Regions from separate parts of the Homo sapiens genome. Here region 1 is linked to region 2. A link is a contact called in ENCODE Hi-C or POLR2A ChIA-PET data. All regions are on one chromosome and are shown on one strand. Each heading gives the region's core, a stretch centred on a gene start or an enhancer-like site at or near the end of the contact. The rest is flanking DNA. Distances are from core to core; before and after follow the strand shown. Region 1 overlaps SAMD4A (sterile alpha motif domain containing 4A). Region 2 overlaps SAMD4A (sterile alpha motif domain containing 4A).

Region 1 (2,721 bases), core at 137-2,636, 40 kb after region 2:
AATTTGGTTAAGAACATGCTGAAATTGAGATATTGATTATACCTCCAAGTCCCATTGTTGAATAGGCGGTTGGATATATAAGTCTGGAATTTAAAAGAGACCGATCAAGGGGGCGAGATATACATTTGGGAGTTTACTTTAAATACCAACTATATGGCATGGAACTGCATGAGCTCACCAGGGGAGTGACGGTAAATAAAGAGGAGACCACAGACTAAGAACTGAGTCATTTCAACATTAAGAGGCAAGAAGAGGCCAGGCCTGGTAGCTCACGCCTGTAATCCCAGCACTTTGGGAAGCAGAGGTGGGTGGATCACCTGAGGTCAGGAGTTCGAGACCAGCCTGGCCAACATGATGAAACCTCGTCTCTACTAAAAATACAAAAGTTAGTTGGGCATGGTGGCGGACACCTGTAATCCCAGCTACTTGGGTGGCTGTCGCAGGAGGATTGCTTGAACCCGGGAGGTGGAGGTTTCAGTGAGCTGAGACTGCGTCATTGCACTCCAGCCTGGGCAACAAGAGCGAAACTCCATCTCAAAAAAAAAAAAAAAAAAAAAAGAGGCAAGAAGAAGAGTAGGAATTAGCAGAAGAGATGAGAAGGAGATGCCAGTGAGGTTGGCAGAAAGCCAGGAGAGGGTGGAGCTCTAGAAGCCAGGTGAAGAAGGAGTGTTAAGAAGGAGAAAGTGTCCAAAGCATCTGAGAGGCCAAGCAAGAAGAGTCCGACCTCTTTCCACCTGGAGAAGAGACCTGGGAGTCCGCACCATGTGTCAGCACAGGGAATAGTGAGAAAGAGCCTCGTGGACACAGAGCTTGCCAACAGCAGCCCCAGAAGAAAAGGAAAGCATCTTCTTCCATCAGTTCTGGCCTCACAAGACAGAGAGGAATGAGCAGGGGTGGAAGGTAGCTTTGTAAGTGACACAGTGATGTACCTCTGACCCTATTTTGATACTAGTTACATTAAATCAGTCCTAAATGGCCTTTTGGAATCCCCAGTTGATGAAATTTATTTCTCCTTTGTTTCATGTGCCACTCAGGATCTCTTGAATTCGTGAAATTTTTATTAAGAAAGCCTCATACACCAATAAACAACGTGTGCACAGACTCCATAGCCTCTCTGCTAACACATTGCTCTTGTATATCAGGAAGGTCTCCAGCATCAAAGTGAGTCAGTTATTGCACAGAGTCCCAACCTTGCCAGCTTTTTGCCAAATGGTCACCATCCTGTACATCCTTCCTTCCTGGAAGTGATAGAAATCTCTATGGCTATTTTTGCTACAAGGAGATTATGGCACAGCATATGGAGTCCTTACTCTCCAGGGGCAAAAGAAAAGTCTTGTCTTTGCTTAAGCAAGTCACACAGTAGATGCCACAGGCTTAGGGCAACTGTGTGTCTGCATGATTCATGGGGGACTGCACGGGGGAGCCGCAGCACACGGAGCAGCTGGTCTTAGCAGCATACTAACCTGATGTTTCCCATAAACGTTGCGCATGGAATTTCCCCCATTTGTCATGCTGAGTTGGCTCTGTCAATCCTATACAAATCCCTGCGTGCATTAATATTTCCTTGAGCCAGAGCAAAGGAATTCTAGAATATTGGCATTCTGAGGGTGAATAGTGATGGATATAGTAAACTTTTAGCATTATGGATATTGTCATCTTAAACAAAATAAACATGAAAGAAAAAGAGAAGTTATGATAAATTATCAGAGGCTGTTTGTTAAATTCCCTGATTTAAAAGCATCTTCCTCTATAAGTCCTCGGTTTAAAAACAAGAATCAACAAGGAACAAGATTTGTCTATAAGTAAAACCGTTTCTGTTGCTATTTTTTGAACAACAAGAGACATTTCTCTAGGAGATTAAGCCAGTCGTTTATCATGTTGTTTCAGGGAAGAGTATACTCTGAGTTATAATGTAATACCCAGACTAATTTATCTCATCATGGAAACTATTTACAATAATTTCTGGCCTAGCTAGAAATTGAAAAGTTCATTTTATTACCTGAATTCAATGTATACCGATGTTCTAAGAGAGTGGACATTCGGCAGTTAGTGCTATTTTAAATGGTGTTGTTGAAGAGAGTTTACTGCCTAAATTAAACAGGTTGGTTTTGCTTCTTGGCATTTATTATTTTTTTGAAATCTGACCAAGTTTAGGTTTATTAACCTTAGGGCACAGAAACTCATTTGTCTCACTAGATGCCTGAGCAAGGTTGGCATGCTAGAGAGAAAGGACATGGTTTAGCAGATCCATGGACCATGCCATTTGGTACTTATTGACCCCAGCAAATTACTTTAATCCCTCCAAGCTTCTATTTCTTCATCTCTATTGTGGGGAAAATAACCTGCATCACAGAGTTATGTCAGAATCCATAAAATATTATATGTAAAGTTCTGAGCACAGTGCCTGTTGCGTGGGGGCACGAAATAACCGGCAGCTGTTATTGTTGCTGCTGCTGCTGTTGTTACAATCTCCTCTAGCCTGCAGTCATGGAGATGTAAGAAACATGGTGGCTGAGCCTGGTGAAGTTTCTCAGCGTCTCTGTTTCTTGCATGTGTCTCACACCCTTGTCTAAAATGCCTTGCTCTCATCTAACCCAGAGTTCTCTCTCAACTAAGGCAGCAGGGTTGGCGTGAGGGGGGCAAAGGAGGGAGGAGGAAGGCAACCAGCCTCACAAGTGGGGGCCACTCCTCACAGCCACGAGCAGCTGGGCCACATGCAGC
Region 2 (2,700 bases), core at 128-2,627:
TGGGTGATATAGTGAGACTGCGTCTCAAAAAAAAGAAAACAAGGAAAGAACTATAGGAAGGGCCTTCTCTCCTAGGAGCTGACGCCTTAGGCAGAAGATCACAGCCACTGACAAAGCACTCTGCCAGGGAGGGAGCCGACGGGGAGATGCCCCAGCCTTTCTCTCCTCAGGGTCCTGCTGGCAATCCCATTGGAGGACCCAAATGAACCCCAGGGAACCACGAGATGTAGTCTGAAGGGGCAGCCTCCCAGGGCACACATCAGGGTGAGAAGGGTGGAGAGTGGTTCTTGGTGGGGGAGGGGGTAAATGCAGAATATCCAGCCGGGAGAGAAAAGCTTCAGGTTCTGAAAGGTAGCCTTCTCTGTTCATAGCCTTCCTGAGGATTCTGTTGCTTGTAGCCAGACCTCTAAATCAGATCTTATGAAAGGGAGCCCCATGCAGAAGTGTTTTGTTTCATGCCCATTGCATTTTATTGAAAAAGAAAACAAACAAAACACCATATATCTGTATTAGCTTTGGGGAGTGACACCTCAAAATCTGAGTTTCTTTTTTTTTTTTTTTGAAAAATGGAAGATTTGGCAGCACCAAATATGCATTCCTATGTGGGTACAATCTGCTTAGCGTGTAGGAGCTGTCCTGTTAGGTAGGCATGCTTCAGTTTGCCTCAATCCCCACATCTCTCTATCTCTCTGTTGTGGTCTTTTTCTTTTTCTTTTCTTTTTTCTTTTTTTTTGAGATGGAGTTTTGCTCTTATTGCCTAGGCTGGAGTGCAATGGCATGATCTCGGCTCACCACAACCTCTGCCTCCCGGGTTCAAGTGATTCTCTTGCCTCAGCCTCCTGAGTAGCTGGGATTACAGGCATGCGCCACCACACTTGGCTAATTTTGTATTTTTTGGTAGAGACAGGGTTTCTCCATGTTGGTCAGGCTGGTCTTGAACTCCTGATCTCAGGTGATCGCCCACCTTGGCCTTCCAAAGTGCTGGGATTACAGTGTGAGCCACCGCACCCGGCCTTTCCTTCTATCTTTTTTTTTTTTTTTTTTTTTTTGAGACAGAGTTTCACCCTGTTGCCCAGGCTGGAGTGCAGTGGCATGATCATGGCTCACTGCAGCCTCGACCTCCCAGGTTCAAGCGATCCTCCCATTTCAGCCTCCAGAGTAGCTGGGACTATAGGCATATGCCACCATGCCTGGCTAATTTTTGTATTTTTTTAATAGAGACAGGATTTTGCCATATTGCCCAGGTCTCGAACTCCTGGGCTCAAGCAAACTGCCCGCCTCAGTCTTCCAAAATGCTGGGATTACAGGCATGAGCCATCACACTGGCCCCCTGTTGTGGTCTTAAGCACACATTGCTTCTGCCTGGTCCTGATAGACATCTGAGTTTATAATCCTTGGTCTCCATAAAGCAGTTTAGAGAAGGAAGGACAGATGAGTCATGCTAATTTAGAAAGAGAGTGAGTTCTGTCTTGGAAGATGCACTTCTCTACAAAGGGAAGAAAGAGACAGGGAGACTAATCTTGTTGGGGACACAGTCTGAGCATTTGTTAGACTAACTAGAAGGTTTTACATAGATAAATAATGTGAAAACTGAGACACAAACACGGTTAACATGGTTCTGATTAAATATCTAGAAAATGACACAGTCAGCGTTCAAACTTAGGCAGTGTGTTTGTGGGTCCTTGCGTAACATAGCTGTTATGTTATACTGTCCACCAAGCTAATCCCATATTGCCCTGGCCTTCTAAATCTTTTTCCTCTACAAATATATACATGTAGTTACATGCAAATACACAATGAGGTAATACTGTATGCATCCTATTTTATAATTGGCTGCCTTTATCTTAATAATAAAAGCAAGCATCACATTTTTAATAACTGTGTAATAGCTAATCCTATGAACACATCATACTTGGTAGATATTATTATGATTAAAGAATTTAGTTTTGTCCCAACTTTTCACTATTATAACATATTGTAATGCACTTCTTTTGTACACATATTTTAAAACACTCATTGGACTCTTCCTTAGGAAAAAGTAGATTTGCTGTGTCAAAAGTTACTATTCCTCTCTCTCACCCCTTTTAAAAATTGCTGTATTTTTCTGGTTTTAAAGGAAACATAAGCTCACAGCAAAAAACAAAAGTCAGAAAATAAAGACAAAGAAAACAAAATAGACAATCTGTTATTTAGTGGTATAAACACCACTATCGGGAACGTGTGTTATTTACATTTCTGTTCCCTCTCCCCTCCCCTCCCCTCCCCTTCCATCCACTCTCTTGTACAGGGTCTCACTCTGTCGCCCAGGCTGGAGTACAGTGGTGTGATTTCAGCTCACTGCAGCCTCAGTCTACCAGGTTCAAGTGATCCTCCTACCTCAGCCTCCTAAGTAGCTGGGATTACAGGCATGTACCACCACACCCAACTAATTTTTGTATTTTTGTAGAGACATGGTGTCACCATGTTGCCCAGGCTGGTCTTGAACTCCTGGGCTCAAGCGATCCTCCCACCTCGGCCTCCCAAAGTGCTAGGATTACAGGCATGAGCCAGTGCACCTGGCCCTGTCCTTATTTCTTTAGCAAAAATTTCCCAAGAGAAGAATTGCTGGGATAATGCACATTTAAATTTTTGATAGACATTCCCAAATATTATACCTGTTTTTGAGACCTTTAATTCCTGTTGTCAAATTGCCCTATATAT

Evidence for each region. A loop is a pair of places that touch in the nucleus more often than their neighbours do. ChIA-PET counts read pairs that join two places held with the same protein, here RNA polymerase II (POLR2A). Pooled maps may share reads with other maps.
Region 1: a loop to region 2 is called in a map of PC-3, with 2.5 times the contacts of the local background. The contact joins two enhancer-like sites. A Hi-C loop is called at or near these places in 7 of 168 maps with a recorded cell type or tissue (PC-3, aorta, astrocyte of the cerebellum and 4 more) and 2 of 50 pooled maps. POLR2A ChIA-PET finds 5 or more read pairs at or near these places in 10 of 52 experiments (A673, AG04449, AG04450 and 7 more).

Annotation. Positions count from the first base shown.
Region 1 is chr14:54,636,830-54,639,550 of GRCh38, forward strand. The region is part of intron 2 of SAMD4A (sterile alpha motif domain containing 4A); the gene reads left to right. It overlaps LOC112268133 (a long non-coding RNA gene), which reads left to right. Exons shown (of 2, transcript XR_002957606.2): 2 at 1-2,721. Among named protein-coding and RNA genes, the nearest start is that of SAMD4A-AS1, 50 kb to the right of the region's middle. Within about 2 kb of position 1,387, at least 3 of the 41 ENCODE cell types and tissues checked have a DNase peak (open chromatin) inside an H3K27ac peak, as active enhancers do.
Region 2 is chr14:54,596,559-54,599,258 of GRCh38, forward strand. All of the region lies in intron 2 of SAMD4A (sterile alpha motif domain containing 4A), which reads left to right. Among named protein-coding and RNA genes, the nearest start is that of SAMD4A, 31 kb to the left of the region's middle. Within about 2 kb of position 1,378, at least 2 of the 41 ENCODE cell types and tissues checked have a DNase peak (open chromatin) inside an H3K27ac peak, as active enhancers do.